2 separate regions of the Homo sapiens genome follow, and region 1 is linked to region 2. A link is a loop called in an ENCODE intact Hi-C map of the cell type or tissue named here. Cell type or tissue: B cell. All regions are shown on one strand. Each heading gives the region's core, and the rest is flanking DNA. Links, peaks and the distances in the headings are about the cores only. Region 1 has its middle 6.8 kb from the start of DRC11. Region 2 overlaps COPS8-DT (COPS8 divergent transcript).

Region 1 (10,540 bases), core at 2,836-5,335, 560 kb before region 2:
AACCAAGACTTTCATAAAAGTAGAAGAAAAGAAAGGATTATAACATAGGCCAGACAAGTGAAAGAAAGTCTGGAGAAAATCTAACCAAATAAATAAAAGCAGAAAAATCTTTTTTGTTTGTTTGTTTTGAGATGGAGTCTCCCCCTGTCACCCAGGCTGGAGTGCAGTGTGTGATCTCGGCTCACGGCAACCTCCACCTCCCGGGTTCAAGCAATTCTCCTGCCTCAGCCTCCCACGTAGCTGGGATTACAGGCGCCTACCACCATGCTCAGCTAATTTTTTGTATTTTTAGTAGAGACAGGGTTTCACCATGTTAGTCAGGCTGGTCTGGAACTCCTGACCTCAGGAGATCTGCCCGCCTCGGCCTCCCAAAATTCTGGGATTACTGGCGTGAGCCATCGCGCCCTGCCAAAACAGAAAAATCTTTACTTGTGCTCCATGCTATAGAATAAGCTAATAAGAACATTAAGGTAATAAAATAAGAACTGGGAGAAAATATAAAACAATGGAATGAGAAAGGAAGGAAGATTACACAGCTAAGGAAACCAAAAGAAAAACAGAAGTAGTGCAATACAGAAAATAAGTTGGAAAAACCAAGAAATAGACCAGGCACAATTCAGCTGAATTACTGACTTAGAGGAAAAACCTGACTCAATTACAGTAAATGTAGAGAGGAAAGAGTGAGACACCTGAGCAATTTACAAAAAGGGTTAGTTGATATTCCTGCAAGAAAGACCTTCAACATTAGACTATTTTCAGAGATACAAGAAATGTTTTTGAAATAAAAGAATTAAATCTGCAGATCAGAAATTCTCACTGTGTTCCAGGGAAAACTGATATACAACACTCAACATCAGGAAATGTCCTGGATACATTATTGAACTTCAAAGAGAAATGGTAGGAGAAATCTGGCTAGCCTCAGATTTTGATGTCAGATGAAAATGAAGCAATATTTACAAAGTTCTTGGGGAAAAGTGTGACCCAAGACTATTTCTACTCATTCACGTTAATAGTCCCAATATGAAAGCCTTCAGGAGATACAGCACTCATGTGCAGATTGACGTGTTAACAAATGCAAATAATAGAAACCCAGTGAACATTGGCTTAAACAATAGGAAGATTTAAAATCTCCCTTAACACCAAGAATAGAGGTGGTGGCTCATGATCTCAGTGGCTCAGTGACATCATCAAGGATCAGTCTTCAATGGTCTTTCCATCTTTTGGAGCTGTCATAGTAACCATACGAAATGACTTCCTTTGTGGTCATAAAATGCCTGTCACAGCTCTAGGTCTTATATCCTCACACTGTGACATCCCAAGATAGAAAAAGAACCAGCAGGGAAATATGATACACATTACTGTTTTAGAGTAATGGGGATTTACCTGCATTAAGAGGTAGAGAGGTAGATGAAGGAACCCAATCAGAACTCTGTCAGCACAGAAGAAGGCAGGATTGGCTGTAATGTAGGCACCATTCAGTATGAGCCACCCATGAACTCTTCTAGCAAATAAATTACTTGATGATGAAATACAGACAATCAAAAGATACAAATCAGGTGAAAAAGATTAGCATAATACTCAATATGAGAAGACGGTGGAACAAGGTTTCTCAATTCTGCAAGAGAACAAATATAGTTCCTCTGTGATTATATCTTAGGAGCTTTGCCAGTTGCTGCACTTAATGACCTCTTGTTCTCTGTCAGGAAGTATTTGGGACCTGACATAGATCATTTATTAAATCTTATTAACTTTGTGAGGTAGGTAATATTTTCTTCCCCCCACCAACTTTTTTTTTTTTGAGATGGAGTTTCGCTCTTGTTGCCCAGGCTGGAGTGCAGCGATGTGATCTCGGCTCACTGCAACCTCCACCTCCTGGGTTCAAGCTATTCTCCTGCCTCAGCCTCCTGAGTAGCTGGGATTACAGGTACCCACCACCATACACGGCTACTTTTTTGTATTTTTAGTAGAGACGGGGGTTTCACCATTTGGCCAGGCTGGTCTTGAACTCCTGACCTCAGTGAAACCCAGAGAAGTTAAGCAACGGTATGTCCAAAGCCATACTCAAAATGATCATGTAGTTGGTATTCAAGTCACCTGGTAGTCTGGATTCAAAGATAACACACCTATTATCTTTTTGTTGGTAGCAACACCTACCTTACTATTTGTTTAAAAAAATAGGTTTTCTGCGAGACAAATGTTACTAAAAGCTGGTTCTCATAACAACCCATCCTTTAGGAAAAATCACTGCTACCTAGGTACATGGATACAGTAGAAAAGGTTACTTTATCCTCAACATTTAATAATTCATACAGCCTCAGAACCAGACTGCCAGGTCCCTGGGGAAATTAGTCTTCTCAGTCTTCTTGCTACATGTGACATTTGGGCAAATATTTATTGATACTTGTTCTGTGAAAAACACAATACTCAACACCATGCAATAGAAAAAAAGTTGGCTCCGATAGGAAGAATTCTGCCTGCAGGAGTGGAGGAGAGGAGGGGATCATTCAGCAGAACACAGGCTTCTCATCACACGTGCATTTTCACGTGGGGTAATAGGCCTGGAAGGGCTGTTCCAGGTTGGTCGTCAGATCTGCTTCCTTCAGATTCGTCCAGCCCCCAGGACCCTGCCACCTCCTAAGCATCCCTTCTCTGCCAACACACTTGCAGTGAGAGGGGCGCCTGACCCCTCTGGGAAGCCCATTCTGGTTTCGGAAAACTCTCACTATTGCTCTTTGGTTTTACATTGAAGCTCCAGGGAAAAACAGAACAATCCAATCCCTCTTTTTTTTTTTTTTGTTTGAGACGGAGTCTCGCTCTTGTTGCCAAGATCTTGTGCGATCTTGACTCATGGCAACCTCCGCCTCCTGGGGTTCAAGCGATTCTCCTACCTCAGCCTCCCGAGTAGCTAGGATTGCAGGCATGTGCCACCACATCAGGCTATTTTTTTTTTTTTGGTATATTTAGTAGAGATGGGGTTTCTCCATGTTTGTCAGGCTGGTCTCAAACTCCCGACCTCAGGTGATCCACCTGCCTTGGCCTCCTGAAGTGCTGGGATTACGGGCGTGAGCCACTGTGCCCGGCTTCCAATCCCTCTTTTATGGGAGCAGTCTTTGAAAAATTTAAGCCCATGTCCACCTGTCCACCTGCACCCCCCGCCCCTAATCAAAGTCCTCTTGGTTACAGAGTAAGAACCCTCAGCTTCTTCTACATTACAAGATTTTAAGTTGTCCTTCCCTCTGTGATGCTGTTAACACAACTTAGCATCCTTCAGACATAAACCAATGAAACAAAAGCTTCTAGTGGGAGGTGGTAGGCATTTCATCAAGTAGCAAAAGGGGCCCTTCCTTGAGTCTCCACACCTTAGATCCATTGTAGGGCGGTCACGCCACACCGATGACTCATGATGCCCATAGTCAGCTAACCCCCCAAAACTGCCTACAGTGTCTCCTGCTGAATGTCTCCTCTGTTATTCAGTGCATACATCATCCCATCCAGTTCCACGTCATCCCTCAAATGATCCATGCTATTGATAAACATGTTCTCAATGACAAAGCCAGGGCGCCCCACAGCATGGCACCAGAAATGAGTTCAAGTTAGCACCAATCCACAAGTTATAAACCTGCCAGCTGTGCTATCATCTGGCTTGTATTCCTCCTTGCCCTCAACAAATCCATGAGATAAGGATTTTCAAGCGCACAGTAATATGCAGCTATATCCTAGCTATAGCATTGCCTTATGTATTATGTTAGTAACTACAGAAATTTACAATTAGGCTGATCTGGCATGTCTTGTTTTTGGAAAATCCAAGATGATAATACTTGTTATCTCTGCTTCCTTTTCTAAAAACTCACAAATCATTTTAATGGTCTGGAATATTTCCTGTGATCACATGAAGTTCACTGGGCCAGAACCTGACCTATTTTATTTTAATGAGTCATCAGTCACTCAGAACCGCACAATTCTCTCCTGTAGTTTTTTTCATTATGCCATGACAATTCAGCCAAACCAGGGAACTTGTTTCTTTACCAGGCCTGAACCGGGGTTAAAGGGTCCCAAAGCAGCTCATCTGTCTACACCTCGGTCTAAGACAACTCAAGCTGCAACAGGAAGCAGGGCCTTTTCCTGCCACACGGTGGCAGGCCAGCCACTAACCAGTCAAAGTGGGGAGGATGCAATGCTTCCTGCTGCCACCTTCTCACCCAAGGACCCAGGCTCCTTCCTCACCTCCTTCGCTAACACCCCCTCCCATTTCCCCCAGTAACGGTAAGACTAAAGCATGACAAGACAGGAATACACTGTACCAAAAGATGAGGCTGTAAATACCAAGCACAGTGGACTGAGACCTTGCCCAGGAAGGCTCCTGGCAGCTTGCGGGAGAGCACTGGCCATGGAACTGACCATTAACATCCACCAAGGAGAAGCTACTTCCTTGAAGGGCCAGAGCAGGTCCTGGGCTTCCAGGGAGGACCAGAGCTCTGCTCCATCCACCCTGGTCTCTCTATCCTACTCAGTTCCATTCCAGGGTCCCATCCTGCCAGGCCTGAGTGATATTAATAAGCTTATTTTCTCTTCTTACATGAAAACTCTGAGCTTACTTGTTTAGTAACCATTCTGTGTACCTTGCTAGGCATCTGAGGTCCAAATCATTATTTTGATTCACTTTTCAAATAATTTCCTCTAAATTGGTCACTATTTCTTCCACAATTACTATGTTTTTGTCCTAAACAGTTGATGCCTTATTTTATGTCAAATGTACATGTCTTTATACAGCCTCATAATCAGACTGCCAGGTATCTGGGAAAATGTTTTTTTCTCCGTGTTCTCAATATGTATGAATTCAGTTGGGCAAATATTATGGACACCCATACTATGCCAATCACAATACTCAATGTGGTGCAATAGAAAAAGAAACCTTTGATAGGAATTCAGCCTTCAGGGAGTGGAGTAGAAGAGATAAAGGTAGGGGGTGATTAAATGTCACAGCACAAAGTCTTTTGGGAGTTTAGAAGAGAGAGGGGCTACTTTGCCCTTGGGAAAGTGGAAGGTGTTATGCTGGTGGGATTAGAGCTAGCTACGTAAAAGGTGAGTGGGGCTTTGACCTGAGGAAATGGGAGACCATGCCAGGTGAAGGAAACAACACGGCAAAGGTAGAGCAGCAGGAAAAGTACAGGGATATGTTCGTTCGAGAGCCAGTATTTGCCTTTGACCTGGGAATCGACTCAGGCCAGATGTTATATGGACTTGATAGCAGGCCGAGAACTTTGGACTGAATTGTACGGCGACCCTCAAACTATGGAGGTTTATGTGAGCAAGATAATTGCTCACAGGGTCATGAGGCAGGGGACAATTCAAAGACAAGAAGTAGAGATGAGTGGATAAACAAAATGTGGTGTATATGTAAATAGAACAACATACAGCTGTAGAGAAGAATGAAGTTCTGACACATGCTATAGCATGGATGAACCCTGAAAATATTACGCTGAGTGAAATAAGCCAGACACAAAGGAACACACTTTGTATGATTCCACATCATATGAAATGTCTAGAACAGGCAAATTTGTAAAGACAGAAAGTGGATTAGAGGTTAACGGGCTGGTGGAAGGAGGGAGTGGGGAGTTATTTCTTAATGTGTACAGAGTTTTTGGGGTGATGAAAAATTTTGAAATATAGTGGTGATGGTTGTACAACAACATTGCGGATGTAATTAATGTCACTGAATTACACACTTACAAAGCTAAAATGGCACATTGTATATTTGAGAGAGAGAAGCATGACAAGACAGAAATACACTCTACCAAAAGACCAGGCTGTAAAAACTAAGCACAACAGACTGAGGACCTCGCCTAAGGCTCCTGGCAGCTTGGGGGGAGGCACTGGCTATGAACTGATCATTGACATTGACCAAGGAGAAGCTAACTGATACCTAGACATTTTTGAATGAGAAACGAAGAATAGAGGAGAAGGTATAAAATGTTGAGAAAGTACAATTCATGGGATTGCGGTGTGGCTCAGAGAGGGAGAATTCTGAGCTGAGCTGAGGCTTCAGTGGCAGGTGGCTCGAAGGAGCAGAGCTGGAGGTTGGGCTGGGGAAGGAATGGAGGCTGAAGAATGGAGGAGCTAGAGCGAGTAAGTACAGAGACACCTACTGAAGCTTGGTGAAGGAGACAGGAAGGTAGCTCAAAAGTGATAAGCATATGGGAAGATGTTTCAAATTAGGGAGTCAGAAACTTATTTTTAGGATAAATGGAAAGAAAGAATTTGAAGATGTATTCCTCTGCCAAGTGCACGTCAATTTTTAAACCCTGGTCTAGAAGCACTCTTCTGGGATATAATTTGCACTGGCATCTCACCACCCTTATTTCTTTCCAAGAAATCCCAATACTCTGTGTTCTCACACCATACATAGACCCTTCCCTGAGAGTTTTGGTGGTGTGATTCAGCCTTTAAGGAACCAGCTGGAGTAAGTGGCAGAGTGCTGTTTTGGTAAGTCTTGAAAAGGTTTCTGTAACACCCCAGAGAAAGGCCAGGAAGGCATCATGCCTCTCTTATTGGCCAGGGCACAGTGGGGGTCACCCAGTGTCACACTGTGTCCCTTCCTTCCTAATTATAGGTTTCCTAAAACTCTCGCAATGTGTGGATCATGCCTATGAGTCTGTAGAGCCCAGGATGCTGCTTATTTTCGTTTAATATTTTACTTAGTTTATTGATGCTCAAAACTAGGTAACAATGTAGTCAGGCATGTTATAAGCTGGTTGTTCATTAGAAAATAAAAACTGGGCATTTGATTACTGTAAAATTGTAGTCAGTTGGAGCAACTGTTCCTGATTGTTCCATTTTCTCTTTCTCTTTCCTTCTTTCTTTCTTTCTTTTTCTTTCTTTCTTTCTTTCTCTCTTTCTCTCTTTCTTTCTCTCTCTTTCTCTCTCCTTCCTTCCTTCCCTCTCTCTCTCCTTCTTTCTTTCTTTCTTTCTTTCTTTCTTTCTTTCTTTCTTTCTTTCTCTTTCTCTCTTTCTCTCTCTTTCTCTCCTTCCTTCCTTCCTTCCTTCTCTCTTTCTTTCTTTCTTTCTTTCTTTCTTTCTTTCTTTCTTTCTTTCTTTCTTTCTTTCTTTCTTTCTTTCTTTCTTTCTTTCTTTCTTTCTTTCTTCAGTTTCCCTTTTGTCTCCCAGGCTGGAGTGCAATGGCACCATCTCGGCTCACTGCAACCTCTGCCTCCTGGGTTCAAGTGATTCTCCTGCCTCAGCCTCCTGAGTAGCTGGGATTACAGGCGCCCACCACCACGCATGGCTAATTTTTGTATTTTTAGTAGAGACAGGGTTTCACCATGTTGGCCAGGCTGGTCTCAAACTACTGACCTCAGGTGATCCATCATCTTGGCCTCTCAAAGTGCTGGGATTATAGGCATGAGCCACCGCGCCCGGCTGATTCTTCCATTTTCTAACAGTGTGACTTGGATAAAGTCCAGTAACATTTCTGAACCCAAGTCTATCTCTCTACAAAGGGAAGAATACCCACTGTGTCACTCAAAGCATTGTGATGGAACTCCTTGAATGGTTTTTAAGTTGCCTTTTGCTAGAAAACTGGTGTGACCTTGTGTACTTAGTATCCAGGTGATCATTTGACTCACATGTTTTATATTCCAGAGATTTCGTTCACGAAGTGTTTTTCTGAAAACTCAGTGTTTGTAGCGTTGTTGGAAATTTTCCTCACGTCCTCACTGAATTTGTATTGAAGGAATCGAGTCTTTGAAAGATGGGTTTACCTCCCTGTTTAATAAGTCATAAGTCTGTCGTTTGAGTTGTCCCTGAGTGTGAGTCCTGGAGTTTGAGAACAGTGACTGCTGTGATCCTACCGTGATTTGATGGGCACTTCTAGGCACAGTGAAAGGGAAGTGGAAGTTTCTGGTTGACTTTGATTCAGTTCCAACACGTTCCTCAGGTAGGCCTGCAGAACTGCAGAGAGTGAAGTCAGCGGAGATGAAAGTGAAAAGGTGTAAAGTTCACATTGAATTTGAAGGCCTTCTCCTCTAAACTTAGATGTAAGAAACATTTTCTATGCTTCTAAGTATAAAATGTCATTCTACATAAGAGGTGTATTTTAAAATGTCAGATATTAAACTGTCTGCGGTAACATTCCACTTTTCATGTCTAATGTTATGTCTGTATGAAAAGAAATGGATGAAATGCTAAGCTTGTTCAATTCGAATACATACCTGGAACTAAATCAAATGTGTTTCACTAATTCATAATCATTAAAAGTAAGCATTGGTAGACCCTTGGCCTAATACTTCGAGATCTAACATTCACAGTTTTGTCTTATTCTGAGCCACCCCTAAGGTCGATGGCATGTTATAATTTAATGCGGACAGTTCTACTTCCCTCAGAGGATTGCTGTAAGGATTAAATAAACAATGTATGTAAAGCACTTGGCACGAATTTAAACCAGCATGCTCTTGTGTGGCTGGCAGTCCTGTAAGCTACTGGGGAAGTCTAGAGGGCTGCTGAAAATCGGCATCTCAGTTAGCCGTATTCCTCAGTTTAGGCTTCACAGAAATCCCAGGTGTCAAAGACCCGTTCCATACAGGGTGTTCCGTTGAGGGCTCATAACATGCACATTGCATTCAGAACAATGATAACTACAAACTCCTGCAACAGCTGACACCAACATTCCCAAACAGCAAACAGTTTTGGTTGTGAATCTTGGCTTCTCTCCAGTCTGTTCCCGTAACATATCAACGCATAGTTTGCACTGGAAATGAATCTGAGTTGATAGATTTTGTTGAGAATATGCTAGTAAACTAATTTAAAGGGATATGAGCAATGTGTATGTAACCTTCTGAATAGAGTTCCAAAGAGAATAGATCTCACAAACACCAAAGCCATTTTACGTCAAATAAACATCACTTCCACTGGGAAATGAGTGTAAATTTGTGTGTGTGTTTCTTATGAGCTGCTGCTATTATCTATTAATAAAACTGCCCAGTGTGAGAAAAAAGAAAAAGGAACTAGCTGGAGGCAGGATGTTGGTTTTTTTTTTATTATTATCCTGTTTTTTTCACAAACACTGAGGCAGCTTTTGTAATCCAGATGCAGAGAAGGTCACTTTTCAATTGTTTTAACACCTGCTGTCTATTAAAATGAACACAATTTCCACAAGCCATTGATAAATTCAGTCTGAAACCTACCTCAAGTGACGGTTTCCTTTATTTTGATAAAACTTTTGAATAAATAATGTGTCTGTCCAATTTCTGGTGTGTGTGTTTGCTATTTGACTCTCATATCCCTCCTCTTACTATTTTATTTTCACAGTGCTTATAACAAAACAATAGTTTTTGGTACTGACAGTAGAAAGCTAATTACAAATAACAGCTGTGTTGTTCATAAAACAAAAGTGAAGCTAGGGCACAATGGTGCACACCTGTAACACCAGATACTTGGGAGGCTGAGGCAAGAAGATCGCTTGAGCCCAGGAGTTTGAGGCTGCAGTGAGCTATAATGGTGCCACTACCTGAGCGACAGAGCGAGACCCCATCTCTTAAAAATGTGACACACTTAGTCATTAATGAGACATACTTAAAGTCTTGAATTGGCAATGGCTCTGACTACATCAGCAATATGTAATTTAAGAGCAGAGAAAATGTCTACTTAATCTATTAATTAATCATAGAATACCACCAGACTTAATAGAAATATAATCTTGGTTTAAAAAATATCAGGCAGGAGGCTGGTAAGAATTCTTGTAGGCTTGTTTCTTCCTCCCTCTGTCTGCCAAATGTCTGTCTCCTTGTCCTCTGCTCATTCTTTTTTTTTTTTTTTTGAGATGGAGTCTCACTCTGTCACCCAGGCTGGAGTGCAGTGGCACGATCTCAGCTCACTGCAACCTCCGCCTCCCGGGTTCAAGCTATTATTATGCCTCAGCCTTCTGAGTAGCTGGGATTACAGTCACCCACCACCATGCCCTGCTAATTTTTGTATTTTTAGTAGAGATGGGGTTTCGCCACGCTGGCTAGTCAGGTCTCGAACTCCTGACCTCAAGTGATCCACCCACCTTGGCCTCCCAAAGTGCTGAGATTATAGGCGTGAGCCACCATGCCCTGCCCTGCTCACTCTTCCTACTGAGAAGTGCAGCACTTCTTGGATGAGGCATTGCTCTGTCCCAGGGCTGGAGGAGCAGCAGCCCTCACTGCAGGCAGAACGCTGCTAACCCTCGCCTGTCAGCTTCCCCCAAGGCGTCACACTGGTCTAGACCCCGTGCAGTCTGTTGCTGCTGTGGAGGTTTACATATTAAAGCCATCCTGGGCATGTGTCTGCCTAGTGTATTCTCAGGGAGTTGTTTACTTACACTTTCCATGCTACGAAAATGGTTTCAGATTTTGTAGATGTCCTGGGACATGAAATGCAGGTAAAAATACTAAATAGCTACCTTAAAAAGACTTTTTATAAAAGTATAAGTGCAGTAAAGTGGGCAACTCTTTAGCGTACAGCTCAATGCATTTTCACAATTCGAAAACACCCGTGTATGAAATACCCAGATCGAGACTCACGA
Region 2 (10,540 bases), core at 2,989-5,488:
TAATTTTGAGGGTCAACAGGGTCTAGACAGCTCTGGTCCCTTCAAACTTTAGCAGCGACAACTGCAATCATTGCTACTAAAGTTGGCAATGCCCCTCTCAGCTTCAGCGGCTGTGCTCAAATCATCTTTCTATGCTTTATGGTGAAAACCTTTTGGCTACCTTGGGGTTCTCCCCTTCTCAGTCCTGTTGCTTTCTTATGTTATTTCTTGCACAAACACACAAACTTACAAGTCTTCAGGCTGTTAATGGTTTATTCCCATCTGCTTATATTTTGATGTTCCTAAGAATGCCTTGTGACCTAGCTTTATTGTTTATGTCATCCATGGCTTTCTGATTCTCTATCTAGTTTTCTGTCTATTCTTATGGGGGAATTCAGAGAGTTTCAAAAACTATACTATCATCAGTATGGCAGTTCCTCACTTGTCTTTCCCCAATCTTTAAGAATTCTTTATTTATTAGTGCAATTAACCCAGTGTCTCTGATATACATTGCAGCTACTTTCCACTATGTTTTTAAAAACAGTAGCTGTGGCAATTTTTTTTGTATACATAGGTGCTATGGTTTGAATATTTGTCCTTTCCAAACTCATATTGAAACTTAATCCCTAATATGGCAGTATTGAGAAGTGGGACCTTTAAAAGATGATTAGGTCATTAAGGCTCTTCCTTCTCAAATAGATTGATCCATTCATGGATTAATGGGTAAATGGTGACTTTACAAGAAGAAGAGGGAAAATCTGAGCTAGCACACTCAGCCCCATCACTATGTGATGTCCTGCCCCAACTTGGGCCTCTGCAGAGAGTCCCCAACAGTAAGAAGGCCCTCACAAGATGCAGCCCCTTGACCTTTGACTTCTCAGCCTCCATAACTGTAAGAAATAAATTTCTTTTCTTTAAAAACTACCCAGTTTCAGGTATTCCATTATAGACAACAGAAAATGAACTAAGACAATAAATTTCTTTGCAATGTTTATATGTCCAATTTTGTTTGTTTTTTCTTTCTTGGCATCTCATCTGGATTTTGAGTCATAATGAAAAAGCTTTTCCCCATAGGTGAATTCACTCATGTTGCCTCCGAGTGCTTGTTTGATGTCATCTTTTACACTTACATTTCTAATTCATTTAGAGTTTATTGTGTATCATGTGAGATATGTTTATTTAATTTTCTCTGCGTCATTTATCAAAAATCCAATCACTTTTCCAGCACTTGAAATGTCATCTTTATCATACATTAAATTTCCATATGTACTTGAGTTATTTCTAGACTTTCTATTCTATTCCACTGATGTGTCTGTCTAGTCATGCACAAATACCGTAAGGTTTATTTTTAAAATACTTTCATTTTAAAACATTCATTATGAAATATTAAAAGATACACAAAAAAGTTCAAAGAGTAAGACAATGATGACCCATGTACCACAGCTGAAACCTTGGTAAACCAAAACTAAAATTCTAAGCCCCCCAACTGACTGAATTGAATCCCCATCTCAGCTAAGGGCATACCAAAGTAAATCTGAATAAATGGTTCAGGCCATAATGGGAAGGGGGGTTCAGACATGCCAAATTATATTCTCCTCCCTTTGGAATTCAGGCACAACTAGCCAGCATTAACATTAGAACAGGAATGTTAAGATGGACAAAACAGGGGCCGGGCATGGTGGCTCATACCTGTAATCCCAACACTTTGGGAGGCCAAGGCAGGTGGATCATGAGGTCAGGAGATCAAGAGCATCCTGGCTAACATGGTGAAACCCCATCTACTAAAAATACAAAAACAAAATTAGCTGGGCGTGATGGCAGGTGCCTGTAGTCCCAGCTACTTGGGAGGCTAAGGCAAGAGAATGGCATGAACCTGGGAGGCGGAGTTTGCAGTAAGCCGAGATTGTGCCACTGCACTCCAGCCTGGGCGACAGATCCAGACTCCATCTCAAAAAAAAAAAAAAAAAAAAAAAAGATGGACAAAACAGACTCTTTGTAGCAATAAGATAACCTGACTCTAATGTACCATCACATGACAGATAGCAGGCACTGAAAGAAATCAAAGCATTTTACCCCAAAATATATTCCTTTGACATATTTTTAATAGCCCTGGAAAGCTGTCTCATGTGGGGAAAACCTACACTCTATACAGAATCATCTCCCCTTTTCAGATCTTTTTCTGATCCAGGAGAGAATTAACTAAGAGTTTGCACCTTTTAAGGCCTAATAAGAGACATATACCATCTATTCTCCACAATAAGAACCTTGATCTCCACAGCTCCTTATCTTAACCTGGATACTGCTTTCTATTGATTCCAGGTCTTTAGATAATATAATAACCAATTGCCAATCAGAAAATCTTTTCATCTATCTATGACCTATAAGCACACCCCCACCGTGCTTTGAGTTGTCCCACCTTTCCAGACCAAACAAATGCATATCTTACCTGTATTGATCGATATCTTATGTTTTTCTAAAATGTATAAAACCCAACCACTTTGGGCCCATGTTCTCAGGACCTCCTGGGGCTGTGTCACAGGTCATGATTCCTCACATTTGGCTCAGAATGAATCGCTTCAAATATTTTACACAGTTTGACTCTTTTTCATCAGCAACATTTTGTGTACCCTTCCCCCAGAATATCGCAGAAATCCTGCTGGGGAAGGGTACAATGAATCCTACCAACAACCATATAAGTGATCTTGGAATGGGATCCTTCCCCAGTTGAGCCTTGAGATGAGACCACAGCCCCAGACAACACCTTAATCACAGCCTCATGAGTGACCCTGATAGAGAGAACACAACTAAGCTACACAAGGATTCCTGAGCCACAAAAAGCATGAGATAACCCATGTCTGTTGTATTAATCTGCTAAGTTTTGGGATTGATATGTAATCTTAATTGATAAAGAAATAGACTAGTAAATTCTAGAAAACCCCAAGAGAACTAAAGGAATTCCTCAAGGCAATATGGTTCACTCTAGTGTGAGGGCTGAGTGTATTTGCCGCTGTATCCCAGCACTTAGTGAAGTGTCTGGCACTCAGTAGGTGCTTAATAAGAAAATGGCTCCTGGAAAGAGAAGAACAGACCTGGGTGGGAATGAGTAGAACTTGGAATGGGGAAGTAGGCAGAGTGGATCCCAGTGTGGAGTCCATTTGAAATTGAAAGGGTTATCAGGAAGAACATGGATTCACAGTGTGGCCTCAGATATTCTGCTGTGACTGGGTATAAAGCCATTTCCAGGCTGTCTCTGGCACTGATCCCCAGGAGTTTGGACATAACTGGGGTGAACACTCATTGGTGCTGTGGGGCCTCCTCAATCTGTGCAGTGCTGCTGAGAACATGGGCTTTGGAGTCAGAGAGCCCTGAGTTTAAATCCCTGAGACTTGTGTGACCTTGGGTTAGTTATCTGACTTCTCTGAACCTCGGTTCTTCATTTGGTGTCATGAGTATTGCAGATGAATCAAATGAGGTAGCTTAATAAATGGTCATTCAAATCCAGCCGAATCCAGTTTAAAAAGCATCCTCAACTCTTATCAGACAGGTACCTCCCAGGACATGCAACAGCCTCAAGCTGGTTCCTGTCGGCCCCTCCTATGGCCATGGAAGTTTTCTATAGAGGCCAGGGACTCAGTACCCCTGGGGCTCACACACCCCTTTGAGAAGGCCATGAACGCTGTGTAAAGTTATGATGAACAAAAAGTCTATTTCCCCGGGAACCTGCAGTAGAAGCGCCTGGCGTTTCTGTAGGGACCGGACTGTGCTCCCTGCAGAACGCCCTTCCTAGCGCAAAGACCTAGCGGTGCCCAGAGGAAAGCCTTCCTGATACCTTCCCCTCCTACTCTCCCGGGAACTTCATCCAGTTTTTCCACGGATGCTTCGGGCTGATCACGACCTTTCTCCCAGCCTCACGGACAAGGACGAGGTCCACTCGGATTGGACAACCTGATTCAGGATGGAGCCAAGAAGGGGATGCAGCGCGAGGAAGCCTGTCAAGACTTAGACAAACATACAGCACCTGGAAAGGGACTCCCCGAAAGCACACTTAAAGGGACTGCCACTTAAAAAGTAATTTTTGGGGAAAGAAAAAATAAAGAGAGGAGGAAAAGTTAGGCCCAACCCAAGGCCTGTCCGCTTTCCCTCAGCCAGTGGGAAATTAAGGATCCTGCATGGTGCCACAGCGCCCCCTGGTGGGAAAGACTGAGATTGCACTGAAGATCTCCAGACATCCATGTCTGGCTTTACCCTCTCACCTCTACTTGGGAGGGAAGAACATTGGAAATTATTTCCCAAGACTGCATTCCCTCAAGTTAAGTATAATGCTTGATTTCCACTATCAAAGGTAAAAAAGACATGTCTTAAAACCCTGTGTGAATAAGGTCGTGGGACATCCCAACCTAGCATTCCTATAATTAACAAAAATCACCATTTATTTGCCCACGTCCTGAGCCAAGAATAATCTAACGCAATGCTTAAGACAGCCTTACCATGCAGCCTGTCTGTTAACCATAGTTTTACAGGTGCAGGCATAGACTCGGAGAGGGGCTATGGCCTTGCTCAAGGTCACGCGGTCAGTGCCAGGATTCTCAAGCCTGGGCTCTCAAACGCATCGCTATTAACTGCCTAGGAAAAACATGACCGTCTCTGCTTGGTTCCCTCAAAATACATGATTAATTCTTTTTGATTCCCAACATTGTTATGTTTCTTTTCTCACTGAATATTGACTTTCCATTAAGCAACTCCAAAGCCTAGTTTTTCTAAGAAAGTATAAGTCATCCCTTTGAGAAAGCTTACTGATCACATACTGTTTTCAAGGTGGCTGGGCTAGGCACTGTGGGAAAAGTCCACTGGCGGGAGGCTCCCAATAACCTAAGGTGACTTTGGTGACTCTGACATAAGGCTACGCTGAGATGCTCCAAGCTTTGAAATCAATGTGTGTCGCTAGTATAAGAACTGGATTAGGCTTGGGGGGTCACTGTGATACAGACGGGCTTGGGTGCAAAGTGTACTTGGAGTTGGAGAGCTCTGAGTAAGCAGAAGGCAGGAGAGGGGAGGGACGGGCAATGCTCAGGATTAGGGCCCCTGATCAAGCACACGGGACGTGGCAACCACAAGAAATCTGGGGCAAATAATTTGGTAGCAGCCTTCATTTTAGCACAGAAATGCCGACAAGTTTCTTCTTGCACGCCCACTCTGATCTTTTGGTAGAAGCAGGCTGAAGTTATTTGTTGGGAGGACTCTGAAGCCATGCCCAGGCTCCACGGGAAAGTCAGCTGTGATTGACTAGAAGAGAGCTGCCTGCACACAAGAAAACTATGCAAAAAGGCTGGGCGTGGAGGAAATGACCTAACACAACAGGAGAAAATCCGAGAGAACGAGATAAGAGTACTAGAGCCTGAACCCAGTGGGAATGGATAGGGTTCTGAGTGATTCTGTGGGCATGGAAGAATGTGGAAGATAGAAGTAATCAGCATAAACAAGTAGGAAGTATTGCAGGACAGAAAACAGATGTCTCAGGCAGACAGATGATACTGGGGAGGGCAACTATAAAGAGAGAAGGGGACTCCTTGGAGGTCAACATGGCTGTCCTGTCCCTGGCTCTCCTGGCCCGGCCCCTGAACTGAGATCCAGGAGAGCAAGTTATGAGGGGAGAGCAGCATCTGGACATGCTTTTGTCCTCTTTGTCAGAATTGCCATGGGAGCTGAAAGCATCTGCCCAGCTGATATGCTTTGGATCTGTCCCGCCAAATCTCATGTCTGATTGTAATCCCCAGTGTTGGAAGTGGGGCCTGGTGGGAGGTGGTTGGATCACAGGGGTGGATTTCTCATGAATGGTTTAGCACCATTGCCTTGGTGGTGTTCTCGCGATAGTGAGTGAGTTCTCCTGAGATCTGGGTGTTTAAAAGTGTGTGGCATCTCTTCACTCTCTCTTGCTCCTGCTCCCACCATGAGAGACACCTGTTCCCCCTTTGCCTTCTGCCATGATTGTAAGTTTCCTAAGGCTTCCCCAGAAGCCAAGCTGATGCCAGAATCATGCTTCCTCTACAGCCTGTGGAACTGTGAGCCAATTAAACCTCTTTTTTAAAATAAACCACCCAGTCTCAGGTATTTATAGCAGTGTGAGAACAGAATCATACAGGATCCCACTGCTTGAGTCATAGAAGGCAAAAGGAAAAGAGCAAGAGTGGATGGAAAACAAGGAAGGTAAAAGCAAGGTGAGATCCTGTGCTCAGGGAATAAAGTAAAGAAAAGTGAGCACACTTAGCATTCATTCAACAAACATTTATGCAACGCCTGCTATGTGCAGTCCTCATAATACAGCAAGCTTCATTGAGATCACAGAATTAAAATAAAACTAGAAATCAAAAGCATAATGACCTGTTCTATATTTCCACTCACGCCGTTAGCCACGACATATGTCCTGACTCAGGAAACAGCTAATGAGTGTGAGAGCGGCCTTCAATGATGTCATGTGCCTGGAAGCCACCCTGCTCTAGAAGCACCATCGCTCTGCTCTCAGGTCGCTGCCTGCCTGTGCTCTTCCTCCATGCTTTATTTATAACCCCTTTGCCTTTGCCTCTACCACTGCCATCATTTTTCACAGCTTTTCTTTATTCCTCCAAATTTCCCCTAACATGTATCTGCCCTTAGCTCCAGGGCCCTTCTGAAGTTTTGCAAAAATGTTCTCTTTTATTATTCACTTGCCAACACAAGCATTAGTAAAAAGGAGGAGAAAAAAAAGAAAGAAAAGTGCCCTATTTTTAAAGTTTGAAATGTTAAAGTTGTCTAAGATTAGAAGAACAAAATCTTCATTGATTTTATAATATTGTAAGGAGATACTTTTCACCCATAATCTAGCTCTTTAAGCTTATCGTAATGTTCATTTGCATGTTTCCTTTCAACATTTCCCCAAAAATCTAGTCTGGGTTATGATATATAATAACCAAGAGGTATACACAATATTATTTTTCATGTTTTTTCAAAGTTATTTCAGAAACACTACTTTTACATAGACTTCATATTTATGAATTTAATAGCTATTGTACTTTATGCTGCTGTCCCATTTTTAGCTGTAGCTTATTTCCTCTTTTTAATAACTTCCTCAGGATAACTTCCCAGAGCCAGAACACTAAGTCCAAGGCTAAGTCTGTTTCATTGCCCTCATTGTGTATTGTTACCTGGCTTTCCAAACGGGTAGCATCTACTGCCACTGGGGATGACATTGCCAAGAGATCCATTGGAAAATTCGCTGGTCATGGACATCAATGTCCAATGGCAATGGTCCAATGGCAGCATCCCCCAAACTCCAGTTCCTCCAGAGGACAACTCATCAGAATTAGTAATCTCCTCTAGTCTGCTGAATGTTCAATGCCTCAGGAATAATAATAATAATAAATGCATCCCATTCTTTCCCTATCTGTTCTCACCCCAGTGACCCCTGCTCCAAGAGGCAGCCACTCATGCTGTGGGGCAGGGTTGGTTTCCACCCTAAGCAGAAAGCCCAGGACTCCTGGCCACAAGGAGGGCTGGCTCAGGGCTGGCCTATTTCTGCAGCTGCTTTCCAGCAACTCTGACACAGACCCTTTTTGGCAGAGCCATCGTCATCGCCTGGGGCCCATCTTCTAGCCTCAGGTCCTGCGGCCTCCAGCCAGGTGAACCATCTGGAAATCTTTCTCACTGATATCCATGAACTCTCCACCTCTTGCCTGCCTGCCTGGCTGGACTCTAAACCTGATACACTTCATGGCTGCAAATGATCTGTGTTTACTTTTCTTCTTGTGGGTTTGGCAGGGGCTAATGTCACATTCCTCTCTTCTGTAGGTGACCTTCCTGCCTGGGGCTTCCGGGGCTTGGTGACACATGCCCTGCAGCACAGAGGCCACTCTACCATCACTGGGGCCCCAACCACACAGTCACCAGACTAGGTGCGCTGAGTGTCTTCCATTTGTCCCTCCCATCCACTCTCCATGCTCTCCTCCCCATTATGCCTCAGAAGGCCAGCCGTATAAGCAACTGCTGCAGACTTCCTGCCCTCGGCTTCCGGCTGGGCTCAGCCAATGGGGATCCCCCGCAGGAGGTCAGAGGGAGAGATGGTAGGAAGGTCCTCTGAGTATTGATTCCTCACTCCCTCACTGCCTGGCTGGCCCTTCAGTGAAAGATCAGAGTCCCAGCCAAGCAGTCTTTGCTGGGCTCTACTAAATATTCCCTCCAATTGTCTTACAAAAATTCACCCACTGAAAGCTTCCAATTGTACAAACATCACCACAATAGAAGTTTAAAATATTTTCATCACTTTAGGAGGCTGAGGTGGGCGGATTGCCTGAGCTCAGGAGTTACAGATCAGCCTGGGCAACATCGTGAAACCCTGTCTCTACTAAAAATACAAAAAATTAGCCAGGCATGGTGGTGCATGCCTATAATCCCAGCTACTTGGGAGGCTGAGCCACGAGAATCACTTGAACCAGGGAGGTGGAGGTTGCAGTGAGCTGAGATAGTGCCACTGCACTCCAGCCTGGGCAACAGAGTGAGACTGTAAAACAATAATAATATTTTCATCACCCCAAAAAGAAACCCCAGATCCATTAGCAGTAATTTCCTATTTCCCCCAAACATCCCAGCCCATGGCAACCACCAATCTGCTTCTCTCTATGGACTTGCTATCCTGGACACTTCATGTAAATAAAATCATACAATACGGGCTTTGTGCATCTATCTTCTTTCACTTAATATATGTTTTCAAGATTTAACAATATTGTAGAATGTATCAGCACAGCATTACTCATTACGGGTGAATAATATTTTGTTGCATCGATATACCACATTTTATTTATTCAATCGCCAGTTGATGAACATTTGGTTTTTTTCTTCTTGTTGGCTATTATGAATTAAGCTTGCTATGAACATTCACTTACAAGCATTTGTGGGGATATACGTTTTCCTTTCTCTTGGAATGAAAGTGGAATATACCTACAGAATACACCTACGAGTGGACATATGGCAACTCTATGAAAACTTCTGAGGAGTTACCAGACTGTTTTCCAAAGCAGCACCATGGTATAGTCCTTCAGCAGGGCATAAGGGCTCTAGTTTCTCCAAATCCTCACCAACACTTGCTGCTGCCTTTTTATTATAACCACCCAAGTAGGTGTGAAGTGCTATCACACTGTGATTTTGATTTGCATTTGCCTGATGACTAATGACGTAGAACATCTTTTCACGTGTGTTTTGAACATCTGTCTTCTTTGGAGAGACATCTGAGCAAATCCTTACTCCATCTTAACATCAGGTTATTTGCCTTTTTATTTTTGAGTTTTAAGAATTATCAATATATTTTAAATTCAAGTCTTTTATCTGGCATGTGACTTGTAAAAATATTCTTCAATTCTTGGTTCTTTTCACTTTTTGATGGTGTCTTTCGAAGAACAAAAGTTTAATTATGATAATGTCCAATTTATCGATTTTTTTCTTTTGTTCCTTGTGCTTTTGGTGTCATATCTAAGAAATCAGTGCCCAATGCCTGGACATAAAGATTTATCCTATTTTTTTCTATAGTTTTAGCTCTCACACTTACGTCTTAGATCTATTTTGAGTTAATTTTTGTAGGTGGTCTGAGATAGAGGTCCAACTTCATTTTTCTGCATGTAGCTATACAGTTGTTCAACCATCATTTGTTGAGAAGACTGTTCTTTCCCCCACTGAATGGTCTTGATACCCTGGTTGAAAATCAATTGACTATCAATGCAAGGGCTCATTTCTGCATCCTCAATTCTATTTAATTGATCTTTATGTCTACTCTTATTATCCATTTACCGAAATGTCTATCTAATGTTTATTATTGTAGCTTAACAGTAGGTTTTGATATCAGAAAGTATGAATCCTCATAGTTCTTTGTTTTCAAGACTGTTTTGGGGTATTCTGCATTCCTTAAGTTTGTATATGAATTTTAGGATCAGCTTGTGAATTTTAGTATTGCAATCATAATATAAAGTCTCCCAATCCATGAACAAGGGATGTCTTCCATTTACCTAGGTCTTTAATTTTCTTCAACATTGTTGAGTAGTTTTCAGAGTTTAAGTTTTACACTTCTTTTATTATATTTATTTCTAAGTATTTTATTCTTTTTCATACTATTACAGGTGATATGGTTTGGCTGTGTTCCCCACCCAAATCTCATCTTCAGTTGTAGTTCCCATTATCCCCATGTGTCATGGGAGGGACCTGGGGGGAGGTAACTGAATCATGGGGGCAGTTACCTCCATGCTGTTCTTGTGATAGTGAGTGAGTTCTCAAGGTATCTGATGGTTTTTCTTTTGCTGTTGTTTTATTTGTTTGTTTTTTGAGGAGTCTCACTCTGTTGCCCAGGCTGGAGTGCACTGCAACCTCTGCCTCGCGGGTTCAAGTGATTCTGGTGCCTCAGCCTCCCGAGTAGCTGGGAATACGGGCGTGTGCCACCACGCCCAGCTAATTTTTTTTGTATTTTTAGTAGAGACAGGGGTTTCGCCATGTTGGCCAGGATTTTCTCGAACTCCTGACCTCAGGTGATCTGCCGGCCTCAGCCTCC

Evidence for each region. Peaks named below come from ENCODE experiments on the same cell type or tissue, not always from the same donor. Only the 100,000 strongest peaks of a DNase experiment are listed, where the experiment ranks them.
Region 1: a loop joins it to region 2, with 5 times the contacts of the local background. A loop is called at or near these places in 46 of 110 quality-filtered maps.

What each region holds. Positions count from the first base shown.
Region 1 is chr2:236,509,011-236,519,550 of GRCh38, forward strand. No RefSeq gene overlaps it. Among named protein-coding and RNA genes, the nearest start is that of DRC11, 6.8 kb to the left of the region's middle. RefSeq lists an enhancer at 4,274-4,343. In B cell, for the core only: CTCF peaks have their summits at 4,133 (motif pointing right) and 4,338; a DNase peak (open chromatin) is centred at 4,151.
Region 2 is chr2:237,068,363-237,078,902 of GRCh38, forward strand. All of the region lies in intron 1 of COPS8-DT (COPS8 divergent transcript), which reads right to left. Among named protein-coding and RNA genes, the nearest start is that of COPS8-DT, 12 kb to the right of the region's middle. RefSeq lists an enhancer at 7,268-7,837. In B cell, for the core only: CTCF peaks have their summits at 4,163 (motif pointing left) and 4,369; a DNase peak (open chromatin) is centred at 4,179.